2 separate regions of the Mus musculus genome follow, and region 2 is linked to region 1. Evidence: chromatin loops called from intact Hi-C (ENCODE). Cell type or tissue: left cerebral cortex. All regions are shown on one strand. Each heading gives the region's core, and the rest is flanking DNA. Links, peaks and the distances in the headings are about the cores only.

Region 1 (7,023 bases), core at 1,286-6,285:
TCTTCTTTCAAGGGGTTCAGTGTCTGTGACCTGTGACCTGGGTCAGTAAGAGTCGGGGTGAGAGGGAGGACGCGGTTGTGATGCCACAGCCAGGTTTCAGGTGGCAGGCCCACGAGCATTGCAAAGTTTTCCCACATATTTAGTTGTTAGGTTTGATATCCTGCCAACTACTAATGTTTAAGTGCTGCTTTGTCTCTGCTGCCCATGAACATGTGTTTGTGCCAATGTCATTTGGGTACTGCCACCCCCAGCTTCTCAGTACAGCAGGAATCAGGGAGCTAGCTCAGTGGAAGCCTGCAGCCCCATATACATACATTACAGAGTTTTTCTGCTGTTGCCCTGACTAATATATTTTACAGAATCGTGACGTATATGTTTATATACATATATGTATAAAGACGCACGAACAAGTAAGTCCTGACTCTCTAGAAAGGCACTCAAGTTAATTATTTTAGCCTATATTTTTCTTTTTATTAGACACTTGGCCTGTTCAAATTTCACAACACCTCACAGCATATGTGTGTTTGTATACACATGCATGGTAAGGTACACGTAAAGAAGGTGAAGGACAACTTTGGGCAATTGGTTCTTTCCTTCTACCTTTTTTTTTTTTTTCCTGAGGTGGGATCTGTTGTTTCTATGCTGTGTGTTCTGGGCTAGCTGGCCTAGTCTCCTGTCTTCACCCGGCTTGATTACCATGGCCATTCTTGGATTACTTTGTGTCACATCTGGCTTGCTATGTGGGTTCAGGGAATCAAACTGGTACTTTTCAGGCTCACAGGGCAAATGTTTCTACCTAGAGAGTCAGCTCATGGCTGTTTTTGGTTTGAAACAAGGTCAGGCTGGCTTTAAACTTGATGTAGCTGAGATGACCTTGAACTCCTGACCTAGTCTACAGTAATGAGATTGTGGGCTCTCTGATCTTGACATTTGAGTTGCTAAACTGCACATTTGGATTGTACTACACATTGTGCTCTTGACCACAATGTATCCATAATGTTACTGCTTAGTCTTCTAGCAGGGTTGGGGCGTATGTATCATTTAGTTGTTGAACTATTCAGCATTTCTTTTTCACTTCTTACCTAATTAAAGCAGGATATTGAATTTTAAAATAAATTTGTGTAAGTAGATAATGTTATGCTTGAATTTCCATTCAGGAAAGTGAAGGCAATGCTAAAGCACTATTAATTATTTCTATGAGAGGAAATGTCTGGTAGGGTTACAGCCTGCTGTGGCGGCTCACACTTGGGATGTAGAAATAGGAGGAGAGAGAGTTCAAGGCCAGATTGCCAGCATTATAGCAAGAGACTAACTCAGAAAAAGAGGGGGTAGGGGGGTAGGGGGACTGACTCTGACTCAAGAACTCATGCATATGCATGTCCACGGTGACCTAAAGCAGATCTTGAGTGAATCTGTCAACGTACATAATTTTTTATCTCTCTTTATAAATATGCTTATATCTAGCCAGGGAATTCCCTGTCCATTTGCTTACAAATCTATGTAAGATACTAGTAAGTTGATGAAAGGCAGCATGAAGAGGTGCTTCACACAAGCAGCAAGCCACCGAGAAGGGTCTTAGGAGCAGCAACTTTGGAGTATGTGTGTCTGCTTCTCACTGGTGGCCGCAGAGACCCTGGATGGTGCTTCCTTGGGCCCCCTTTACTGCAGGAGTAGAATCACAGTGTCTAGGATAGGTAGGAGTAGCTTTGGGATTTAGCTGCTTCACCAGCCAGAGTGGGTTGAGGATAAAGGCCAGGATGCTACCTGACTGCTGGAGCTCCCTTCTCCTATGAGATCTTCGTTGAGGCACTGACAATGGGGAAGAAGAAACCTACAGCTGGTTTGTGAGTGAACTATAGAGGCAGGTGTGGGGCAGGCATTTGATCTTAACCAGGCCCTTTGTAGTTCTGATTTGTTGTTCAACAGTCCCGAAGGTCCTGCTAGGGGTACCAGTGGCTTCTTGGGTGTGGGCTATCTCTCACTTCCCTGCTTAACTTTCTTCTCTAGGTCTCAGCTTTCCCCTCTTTCAGGAAGCCTGCCCTTAGCCACTGGTCTAGTCTGGTCTTTTTTTTTTGTTGTTGTTTGTTTTGTTTTGTTTTGTTTTTTTGAGACAGGGTTTCTCTGTGTAGCCCTGGCTGTCCTGGAACTCACTTTGTAGACCAGGCTGGCCTCGAGCTCAGAAATCTGCCTGCCTCTGTCTCCCGAGTGCTGGGATTAAAGGCATGCGCCACCACGCCCAGCTTAGTCTGGTCTTTTGCTTCCTAAATACTTCTCCTTATGATCCTTTATTTCGGTTTGGAATTATATTAATCTGCAATGCCTATCTGGTTTATATGAGTGCCCTTTGAGAGTAGGCACCTGTCTTACTTACGGGCTCTAGTGTGACAAAAAAAGGAAAAGTGACCAAAAACAACTTGAGGAAGAAAGAATTTGTTTGTACTTCCGCTTCCACATCACAGTTCATCACTGAAGGAAGACAGGGCAGTAACGCAAGGCAGGAACCTGGAAGCAGGAACTGAAGCACATGCCAGGAAGAAGTGCTGCTTACTGGCTTGGTGCTCATGGCTTGCTCAGTCTGCTTTATTATACACCCAAGATTACCCCTACCCAGGGTGACACAACTCACAGAGAGCTGACCCCGACCACATTAATCATCAGTTTTTCTTAATTAATTTTCTTAATGCCCCTACCAGCTTGCTCACGGGTCAATCTGGTGGGAGCCTTTTTAAAAAACAAACAAACAAACAAACAAACAAACAAACAAACCTGAGGCTCCCTCTTCTCAAATGACTGTAGCCCGTGTCAAGTAGAGGTAAAAACTAGCCAGCAGAATATCTTACCTGCTTATGCTCCATTTCTCTCCATGCCCAGTCACTGCCGGAATTTATAAGTGCTTTTCCAGATCGCAGAAATACCAACACTTACTACGGATTGCTACCTCTGTATTAGAAGCCTAATCTGTCGGACAGCTGTCTTCTGTGTGTGTAGGGTGGAAAGTGGGCAGCATGCAACTTACTCTTGTAGGAATAAATCAGCTAGGACTTATTTAATGCAGTAATTTAGTAGGACTCTTTTTTTCCTACTCAGTTTCACCTTCAGTCCCAAGCCTAGGCTACCAAGTTAGGGTAGTGTGTGGTTTAACTAGGAGGTGACCGGAGGGTCACAGCTCCCGTTCCCACCGCTATATGTTTAGAGAAACCCTGGACTCAACAACGCATCCATGGCCTCCTTATATTAAACAAAGAGACTGTCAGCCCAGCGCCTAGGTGGCAGAAATTCGGAGCGCCGGAGCAATCTGATTAGGGAAGAGGTTTAGGGAAAGGGGGTGTGACACAGTCTGCAGGGTGAAAGTTGGTGGCCTGTGAGTAGCAAGCTTTCTGGACCCCTGGGGTGTGTCGGCGAGGGATTGCCCATCGGTGGCGTGCGCGTGGGTGGGATTGCTGGGGAGGGTCAGCGTCAGGCCCCCTCCCCTTTCGGCTGGCTCCTGGCGGAGCGGGGTGCAGGTGTGGGAGGGCGCCGGGGCCGAGGGCTGCGAGGAGCCGCCGCGGGCGGCAGGAGGCAGCGTCGGCCCGGGCGGCGCGAGGCAGCGCGCGGTGATGTCAGTGGCGGCCCGGCTGGCAGCGGCCGGCACTTCCTGTATAAAGGCGGGCGGGCCGGGCTGCGACTCCCGCGAGCCGGGGCTGGGCTCTGAGAGGCAGGCGGCGGCGGCCGAGCAGTGGCGGGGCTGTCACCTTCGCGAGCCCAGCTCCTGGAGCTTTCCCGGGCCGTCCCTTCCGCGTCCCCGGGCTCCCGGCGTTGACATCTGCGGAGCGGAGAGCTGTATGTGCGCGCGCGCGGGAAAGGAAGAATGGCAGTGCTCAAACTCTGCGAGCAGGTAGGGGCGGCGGGGAGCGGAGAAGGGGGCGCGGCGGGCGCCGAGCGAGCGGAGCGCGCCCCGGGCTGTTTACGCGCAGCCTTTGAGCGTGCACGGCCTGCCGCGGGGCTCGGCTCCCGCGCAGTCTCCGCCCTGGGCCGTCGCAAGTGCGCGTTCGCGGCCGGAGAGGGTCGGCGAGATGCGGGAGTGGCCGCCGGACGCGGGGAACGCGGGTCGCAGCCGCACCGGGAGAGGGGAGCCTCGGACTGCGTCGTGCACTCAGGAGCAGTCAGCCTGGGGGTGCTCGGGGGAAGGCTGCCCGTGGGCTCAGGAGGAGGAAGGTGGACGGCGGGAGAGAGGATCTCAGCCTCGCAGCCCCGCTTCCCCAGACCTCTCCCGCGTCAGGCAAGAGACTGGCCGGGATCCCCGCTCCCGTGCAATAGGCTATCTTCATCGGTTGGATAGGACACCCCGACTTCCTCTTTAGTTGCCCAGGGGCTGGGTGTGGGATGTGGGATTGAGGGTGCAGAGAGACGCGAGCTCTCGGCCCAGGTCTCCGAATAGGAGATGGAGTCAGGTCCCAGGCTGAGCTCGCAGGCGCTGGTGCCCCTCAGCTTTGTTGCTTTTTTGACGGAGACATCACACCCGGCAGCCCCAGAGTTCAGCTTGAAGCCATGAAATTATTTATTGAATCCGATTGACAGTCTTTGCTACAGGTCTGGACATTGACACACACGGGAAGTCCAACTAAATTGCCTGAAACACAAAACAAAACAAAACAAAACCTCACAATTCTTTACATGAAAAGGGGGGAAACGTCCCGGTTTATGCATCTACACTGAAATGAACATTGTTTTGGGGGCCTGGTAAGCGAAGAGGCGATCTTGACTTTGATACATGGTGTCAAACAGGCCAGTCCCCTCTATTAAGCACCTCCAACTTCTTAATAGGTTGCATCTGGCGTCTTGCTAGTTAGAATTCAGCCAGAATATTCTGCAACTTAAATGCAACCTTTGCGGTAGTGAGCCACAATGGTTTGTTTTGCCCCTTTAGATTAAATTTACTTCAGCTTGCTTTCCTTAAGTATTTACAGCCCCGCTTTCTTCCCCTCCCCGCCTTGGTTCAGAAGTCACTGAGTTAAAAACTCTGTTAAATTTAGCAGGGAGAGCAGCTGTTAATTGTGTGAACCTGTCCCTCCTCGTTGGCTACTGAGCATTTAAAGTGCTTGTAAATTGATATTAGGATTTTCTCTACCCTTTGTTTCCAATTTTTGCCAACTGTTAGACATCTGCTTATTTTAAGTCTTATGCTGTATTGTGTCCAGAGTCCTGTCAACGATGATGGTACACATTCCCCTACTTTGTTAATTCCTAAGTCTGCAGAGTCGAGTAGAACAACACGGTGCTAGTAGGCATTGGTATGTTAGACATAGGAAAGCATTCGGTGTAGAATTTTACTTAGAAAGATGCTAATCATTTATCCCGAGTTCCTTATTTTCTAAGTAAAACAGCTGACTGGGAAAAGCAAGAGTCTTCCTCAGGAGCCTCAGCTGTCTGCTGGCGGTGTCCACCTCCCAGGCTGCTCTGGAGGCCCTGAGATATCTCTTCTTCCTTTCAGCAGATGTGGTGAGGCAGGGCATGAAGGAGCTTCTTCCCCCAAACACCCCAGCCCTGGTGAAGGGGGTATCACTGGGCTTTGGGGGCACAGAAAGTTATTCTCCGGCTTCTCAGAGCAAGGGTTTCAAAGATGTTTGTCTTTGGAAATCTTTCTAAACACACCCGCTTTGTTCTGTTTGTAAACTTCACTTGCCATCAGGGGAGAAAGAGGTAAAACCTTCATTTGACTCCATCTCCTGACATATAGAAAGAGCCAAGGAGTTCTGTGATCCAGGAACACCTAAAAACCACCAGTCTATCTTGGGACAAAGCCAGAGGAAGATGGGGTGTGGTGGTGGTAGGGTGGGGTGGGGTGCAGTGGTGAGCAAGGATGGTTTCTGTGTTTCTTTAGGTCCAGGAAGTGTGTTCTTCTTGCCTTATATAGTCTTACTTTTTGTTTGAATCTTACTTCTTAGAAGTTGGCTTTTAACCTCAGCTACTCATGCTAACAACCTGTGGATTAAACTCCTCCCAGAAGAGCTTTGCCCCATCACTGTGGGTGGGGAGGCACCTGCATGGAATCCCTGCTTCAGCTTGAGGTGGATCAGCTTGCTCTCTCCCCAGGGATGCTGTGACCATCTCCTCATCCTTCTCTGGTCTGTTCAATGGCCTGTTTGGAAGGCGGATCTTGAGTTTTTTGGCCACAGCTCTTTGATTTTTGGTTTGAGGACACATTCCGGCTGCTGATAACTTGGATGTAGTCGCAGTGAGAGGTTATCATCAATGACTTTTTCTGTCCTACTGACACTGAAGGCTGGAACTGGCTGGGTGGCTGTGGTCATCACTTTGACAGCCAATTCTTCATTGACCTCTGAGTCCAGCAAGAGAAGGGTTATGATTTTTTTCTAACTTGTTTTGGGAAAATTAAAAAGTCAGGGGGAAGGGAGAGGCTGCTGTGGTTTTTAGTCTTCTACTGTGAAAAGGAACTGGGAGCTTGTGCGCCGAACAAGCCTGACACTTAGCACTTCTGCATTTGTCTGTCTGTCCTCTTGCTATTGTTTTTCTTTCTGGAAGTATGTTGGGGACCGTTCTCCCCCCCCACCCCCCAGGACTGAGGGGTTTCCCAGCATGTGATGGTAAAGCTGGGACAATTCCTAGCAACTGGAGGAATTGGTTGGTTACCCTCTGCAACATTGTTATTTATCTATGCAATTAATATAGTAAGATAACCATTTCCTCATATGTGGGCATTAAGACATTTGTTGACATCTTGGGAGAACTGAGATAATCATAAGGCTGAAGAACGTTTCATCACATGCAAACGCAATGTGTTTAGCTTATAATAAGTAGTCATGCAGCCTTTTGCAACTGGACTTTAGAGTTGAACTTTTATGTTGAGTTTTTAGGGTGCATTCCTTACGAATAGAGGTAAAGTATGTGGAGATTATTAGTGTACTGCCATATTAGTCTGGCACTTACCTTTTCAAAGTTACAGAGCCGGGTTTTCGGGGGTCCTTGTCTACCGTTTGAATGGTCTACTCCTGATATGAGTTTGCTAACGACAGCACAACTGCT
Region 2 (7,023 bases), core at 829-5,828, 51 kb after region 1:
ATAAATATTAGCTTATGGTTCTTAAGGCTTAAAGTGGGAACTGTTGAGGAAAAAATATTTGAAAACTTGGGGAATATTTTTGAAAGTGTGGATTTGTAGGCTGTAACTAAAGATTTTGGTTGGATCTGGGGCAGTAGGATAGGAATCTGTATTTTTAAAACACTCAGGGATTCTGGTTTGAGAATAAATATTTAGGTTACAGCAATATAATAAAAATAGACACAGTGGAGGAGTCTAAACACTGCAGGCTATGGTGTGCGCAGGCTATGGTGTGTGCTTTATTTCTCCTCTTTTTTTAAAAATTTGTATTTTGAGTTATTTTTAAAATTTGAACAACAAACAAACAAAAAAACAAAATAGGAAGATATCGTTGTTTGCTTCTGATTTTCATACCTACCTAGCAATTTCAGGATAAAAGCACAGGCCTGACCATGGCAATTATCCCAGAATAGTTCCCCATGTGTAGAGTGACCATGAAAGCAAAAGCCAGTGTGGAGATGCAAATACACAGCACTGAAAATATCCTTGTTCATAATTCTACACTAAGACTGAAATTCCTGCCTCAGTTGTTGAAATTTAGGAGGTTGGAGGAAACAGCTGGGCTTTGGGTGTATCCCAGTGTATGGGTCTATATCAGTGCTTGTCAGCAGCAACCGTTCATTCAGTTTCAAGCAGTTTGCAGAAATGAAATTATGCCAGCATTGTTTTGAAATCTCTGAATCACAACAGGACTAAGACTCAGGAAGAATTATGGGCAAAGAATACTCAGACTTCCACTGGAGAAAACCCTCAGCAACGTGCACAGAGAAAAATCCCACCACACTGCAAAGAAGTTAAAGGAGCAAAATTACGGTCATCGAGTACATGCAAATACGGATAAAAGGAAGCTGGGGTGACGTCAGAAAGCGGGGAGCCTCTTACATCTCTGGCAGCTGAGTTAATTAGCTTCATTCTGTTGGAGAGCAAATTGGCCTTGGATAAAGGACGCCATCCAAGTGCAGCCCCCTTGACCTCGTAACTCCTTTCTTTGGAACTTATTCTAAAGAAAACCTCAACAAGAAAGCTATAAGAGTGAAGGTACTGTTGCGTTTTTATTTCTCATGCTAAACATTTTAAAGAATTCAGCTGACCAACACTGGGTAAATAAAATATATAAAATATTTTTCAGCCATTTACAAGGACAATCAAGAATGAGGGGCGGGGAGGGAGTGACGGGGGGGGAGAGAGAGAGAGAGAGAGAGAGAGAGAGAGAGAGAGAGAGAGAGAGAAGGCTTGGGAGAAAGCACCATCCAAGTGCAAACACTGTAGTCAGGTATGGAGGGTATGTAGCTCAGTGTAGGAACAGGTGCTTAGCATACAATAGGTTCAGTCCCTAGTATCAAGCCACCAAACTACTCCGAAGCAAACATCTTTATCATGATTTAGCTGTGTGTATGCACATGTAGGCCTGGGGTGCAGCTCATTGCTAGGCTCCCTGCTTAGCATGAACGAGACCCTGGCTTTGTGCCCCCGTTCTACAAGAGTAAAAAAAAATTAGATTCTTAGCAATATTTGTGGATTTAAAAATATTTCAAAATTGATGTTGGAGACACAGTCAGAGGTTCAGAGCACTTGATGTCGTTGCAGAGGGCCTAGGTTCAGTTCCCAGCACCCACGTGTCACTTTACAAATATCTGTAACTCTGAATTCCAGGGAGATCCAACACTGTCCTGTGGCCTATGTGGGCAGCATATACATACATTGTGTACAGACATACATGTGGGCAAAATGCATATTCACATAAGATAAAAATTTAAAAAAGAGGAAAACCTTCAAAAATACTTCAACAATAATTACTAGGAGATATTTTTAAAGGCCCACCATAAAGTCCGCTGGGTCTGTAGTCACATTGCTCAAATCTAACTTTTGCTGGCTCCCGGCCTTTTAATTCTCTTTATATATCTTCCTTGGTACAGACCTCAGGAAAGCTCTGTGACCACTCCATGCCTCAGTTTTCTCATCTGAGAAATGGATATGATAATGGTCCCAAGCTAGTGATAGTTAAATGAGATAATACATATTTGGTATATAAGAATACACTTTATTGTATACTCTGTACAACAGTACAAGTTACTCTTTATACCATCTGCGGGGGCGGGGGTGCTCTGAATTGCTGTTCCTCCCTTTCTTCTTGCTAACAGAACTCAGACTCCTGCAGACATCTAGTTGTAATGTGTTAAGCCCCAGGGAATGAACAAGGTTTCTCTGCTAATTGTGACCATCCTATTCTCATTTATTTCAAATTGCTCTGAAATGAGCCCGAGATTCTGTTCTGGTCCATGAAACTTAATGGAAAGTCAGCTGAGGTCTGCTGGGAAAGATATTTATCCTGTATACCAAGAGAGAAGTAGAGGGACTTAGGTCACCCTTGTATCTCTGTACTCAGCTCGTCTACACTGGACGTTTGTGTGTGATGGTGTGTTCTTCTAACAGCCATCTTTGAGTCACAAGGGGACGGTTGTCATCAACCATGACTATAAAGCCAGAAGGTGGGTGAGTCTGGACCTCCGATGGACATCATAGAGCCTGGGTTGGCTCGCCTCTCAAGAGAGAAATGTCCAAGTTGCTTAGGTAAATTTTAGTTGACTATTCTGTTATTGTAGCAACAATACCTTACCCCAGGAATGTTTGATTGACATGGTCTACTGTAGTACTTTAATAATTATTTTATGTGTATGGATGCTTTGCCTGCATGTATGTTTGTGCACCATGTATGTACCCGGTACCTGAAGAAGCCAGAAGAGAGCATTGCATTCCCTGGAACTTGAGTTATGGATGACTGTGGGTTGCCATGTGGGTGCTGGGAACCAAACCCAGGTCTGCCGGAAGAGCAGCCAGTGCCTTAAACTGCTGAGACATCTTTCCAAGACCTAATGGAATAGTTTTTATTAATTAAATTAATTAATGCAACATTTTAAAAACTATGCCATCAGAAAAAGTTAGTTCAGAATAGATTCATATTTCTGGAATGTCTTTTTATTTAAATATAAACTTCTTATCATATAATACTTTGAAATTTAACCTTAAATAGTAATGGGTCGTGTATTTTATACCTAGACATTCTTTGAAACTACACCGTAATAAAACTACAGTATGGAGGAGCTTGTGTGCTTTAATTATCAGCAGAAAAAATATTCTCAAAATAAATGTTGTAACAGTGTAAGGCATTTTGGTGAGAACGAATGTAAACCTTAGCTCTGTAATTGATGGCCCAGCTGCAGCTGTGGTAAGAGAATGCCTTAAATATTTTGACTATGTGTTTAAAAATAAACCTTAGTGCAGCTGATGAAGAGATTGTGTGTTTCAGTGGCTGAGTTTGCTGAAATTACATATCTAAGGTAAGTAGGAAGTGAAGTTTTTTTCTTTGCTCTGTTGTAGAAAACACTGGATTCCCAGTGGCATGTTTGAATGCTGCTGGCCACTGGCTTCTGCATCATACCGAGTGGACAGAATTGCAAAGGTCCGGTTCTTCCACAGACAGAATCCTGCCTTATTCAGGAAGCTTAAGTGACTTGATAAAAATTCCCTGTCAACTGCATTTCTAGCAGTATTTTGGTAACCAAAGTGATCTTTATATCATTTCTTGTGTGTGTGTGTGTGTATCTCCAAATTACCATGTTAACATATTAAAATTGTTACATTATTATATGTCTAGTAGAGTTAACTCTCCACACCGGATAAAAATAGTAGTCTTCCCAAAAAGCAAAACTTGTATTCAACCCCAGTGCCTCCACCAACTCTCACACACAGAGCTGAGTATCTGTGGATATCACATGGCACCCCGTCTTAAGTTTCTTACTATTCTGTCCAGAGAATCTTCTTCCTCCGCAACAAGGGTGTTGTTTAGTTTTTGTCAAGTTGACTCAAAGTAGGGTCACTTAGGATGGGAGAACATCAATTGAGGAATTACCTTCATCAGATTGGCCTGTGGGCATGACTGCGGGGGCTTTTTCTTAATTCATAATTGATATATGGGAGGGCCTGTTGTACTGTGGGAAGAGCCAGGAGCAAGTTACCAGCCCACTCTGTGTGTAAGTTTGTGTTTCTGGAAAATGGGATCCTGAGCAGCAGTGGGCACTCAGAATTTAAGCCCCAGTTGGAGGGTTGTCTGACAGGCTGAGCTGAGAAACGCAGCGTCATTTGAGGCAGGATGCAGGCATTTATGTGATTACAGGTGGATCTCTATCCTTCCTTCCACGTTCTTCAAATGCTGGCTCATATCAGGGCCCCACGTGACTGTGTTCTGCTCATCACTGGGCAGTGGAACCTTAGTTGTCGGGCTTTGAGGGAGAAACCAAGATGACGTTCCCTCCCTGACTTCTCTCTCTGCTTCATATCTATACATCTTACTTCAATCAGGTGAAATCTTGTCTTAGCTTTTATCTGCTTTGAAAAACAAACTTTTCATAGATTTTTTTTTTTTCCTGAAAGAAAGCCTCCTGTATATCCCTCCAGGATTGGCCACCCACAGTCTGCCGCACATACATGTGCCTTTGCTGGGAAGAGAATATAACAGGTCAACCTGGGTCAGATGATGACTGAGATGGTTAGCATGCCTGTTCTGCAGGAAGGGTGGGCTCTTTGCTAAAGTGTCAAGACGAAACTCGACATTGCCTGGGTTCACTGTGGTAGAAGGTGACCAGTAAGTTGTTCTTGGGATTTTGTAATGTTCCCCAGCTTTTGATTTCCTATTGTTTTGGCAATGGTTTTGATGGATGTATGAATTCCAGTGTCAGACATGCATGGTCTTGTGTTGCAGTTCTTTCCCACCCTGGTAACAATGACTAGAAAAGGTTATTATCGAATTATATCAGGGGCATGAAAAACAGGCAAGAGGGAGGTTAATAACAGTCACTGCTCCTGTATGTATCCCCCACAGTCCCTTGGCTGGTGACACCTGCTACCAAGTTAATAAGAAATAGGAAGTATTTTGCTGTAAGTGTCAATTGTATTCTGTGAGGTACACATTTTTCCTCTATAATACTGATGTGAGTTGTTCAAGAGAGTCTTGTCGATGCATTTGAAAATTACTTTATTTAAAAATTCCTCTTGTAGACACGAGCTGTCACAAGACCTGAAACTTTGCCAGCAGCTGCTCCTTCTGTCAATTACAACCAGGAATGTTACTTTTCATCTCTTCCTGCTTTGGAAGAATGGCTTAGATCTGTGAGGAATGCTAAGCCACTTTCCTGTGTTTTAGCCTAAGATGGGGGTCTTTGTATGTGTTGTTGTATGTTTGTATTCCTCGTTGACACACGGTAAGTAATCCCATGCTTGTTAGTAAAGCTGTTTGATCATCAGCCCCTTGATTTGGGGGCTGTACATCTTTCCCATCTCCTTGCTGTGGTTCGCAAATTTGTACATGCCCGAAATTCCAATGTTGAAAGTTCCTTTGCACTGTGGCGGCATGAAGTGCTGCCTCTGTGGAGGGGATCAGAGAGCTCTGTCTTCATGAATGGGATTTGGGTCCCAGTGGAAAACACTTGAGACAGCCTGGCTCCTTGGTCATGTGTGGATGCATGGAGAATGGGGAGAGGGGCCACTACCAGACACGGTATCTGTTGGCACCTTGCTCTTAAACTTCTCAGGCTCCAGAGCCGTGAGCCATGACTTTTTTTTTTTCCTTTTCTCTATAAAGTGTTTTTCTTTTTAAAAAAGGAAACAAAAAAGGGATTTTTTTTTTTAGTGTTATTTTCAATTTCCAGTTAAATCTGTGTAATGGAAGTCACACAGATTTTTCTCTTAGTAGACTTGTTTTTTGCTATTTAGAAAAGACAATTTCATCTTCCCTGAAACTGATAACAGGAAGAGCCATGACATTTTGTGTTTATAAAATTACCCACTCTGAGGTATTTTGTTACATCACCCCACACAGATAGCAACCATCCTCTTTGTAGGTTTTTGTGACCTTAACTCATGTCTTAATACATTAGTTTTGGTAAAGCCTCACTAACTTAAGCAGACTGAGTTAGTACTAAGTAAATTTAGGGTCCATGTCCACCCTGGTTAGCTTTTTTTTTTTTGTCAACTTCATACAAGTTAGAGTTACATAGCAGGAAGACCCACAGTTGAGAAGATGCCTCCATTGTATTGCTTGGACAGAATCTTGAGGGTGTTCTCTTGATTATCATTGACGTGGGATGACCCAGTCCACTGAGGGTAGTGCTCCCCCCCCTTCCCCAGCAGAGGGCAAGCCATGGGGGACAAGCTAGTAAGCAACATTCCTCCACTGCCTCTGTTCATTTCCTGACTGGTGTTTCTTCTCTAACCTCCCTCAGTGAAGGACTGTAAGCTATAGGCTGAAATAAACCCTTTCCTCCCCAAATTGCTTTGCTTTTGGTTATGATGTTTGATGAAGTTCAAGCTTGTTTTAAATTAAGATTCAAGTTTCTTTTATTTATAAAAAAATGTTGTTGTATTTATTTATTTTGGTATTAATATAAAGCTGTGTTCAAATCTGAGACACTGGATTTCCTGTCTCTTCAGTTCTCTAAAAGCCCCTCCCTCAGGCCTCATTATGTACTCTTGGCTGACCTGGAGCTTATTAAGTAGACAAGGGTGGCCTTAAAGTTACAGAAATCTGCCTGCCTCTGCCCCCTAAAGTGTTCCTCACTGGTGTTGTCTGGGATGGTGGCTTAAAATTTATTGATTATCACTGTATGTTCATGTGGAGATCAGAGGACAACTCTTTTAGGTCATTTCTCTCTTTCTACCCTTATGTGCTGAGGTGGTCAATCTTCTTTATCAATTTGACACACTTGGGGAGAGGGAAGCTCTGATGAGAGATTGCCTCTATCAGATTGACCTATGGGCATATCAATTTTCTTGACTGCTAATTAATGTAGGAAGGCTCAGACTATTGTGGGTGGTGCCACCCTATGCAGGTGGGCTGGGGCTGTATAATGAAGGTAGCTGAACATGAGCCAGGGAGCAAGCCAATAAGCAATATTTCCTCTGTGGTTTCTACTTCAAGTTCCTGCCTTG

Evidence for each region. Peaks named below come from ENCODE experiments on the same cell type or tissue, not always from the same donor. Only the 100,000 strongest peaks of a DNase experiment are listed, where the experiment ranks them.
Region 2: it touches region 1 in a loop (1.9-fold over the local background); 4 of 42 quality-filtered maps call a loop at or near these places.

What each region holds. Positions count from the first base shown.
Region 1 is chr1:54,922,991-54,930,013 of GRCm38, reverse strand. Ankrd44 (ankyrin repeat domain 44) reads left to right here and starts at 3,627. Exons shown (of 28, transcript NM_001081433.3): 1 at 3,627-3,874. The coding sequence starts at 3,848. In left cerebral cortex, for the core only: a CTCF peak has its summit at 3,551; DNase peaks (open chromatin) are centred at 3,684 and 4,311; H3K4me3 peaks cover 1,645 bases; H3K27ac peaks cover 973 bases.
Region 2 is chr1:54,871,528-54,878,550 of GRCm38, reverse strand. All of the region lies in intron 1 of Ankrd44 (ankyrin repeat domain 44), which reads left to right. Among named protein-coding and RNA genes, the nearest start is that of Ankrd44, 51 kb to the left of the region's middle. In left cerebral cortex, for the core only: no CTCF peak of the experiment used is centred there; no DNase peak of the experiment used is centred there.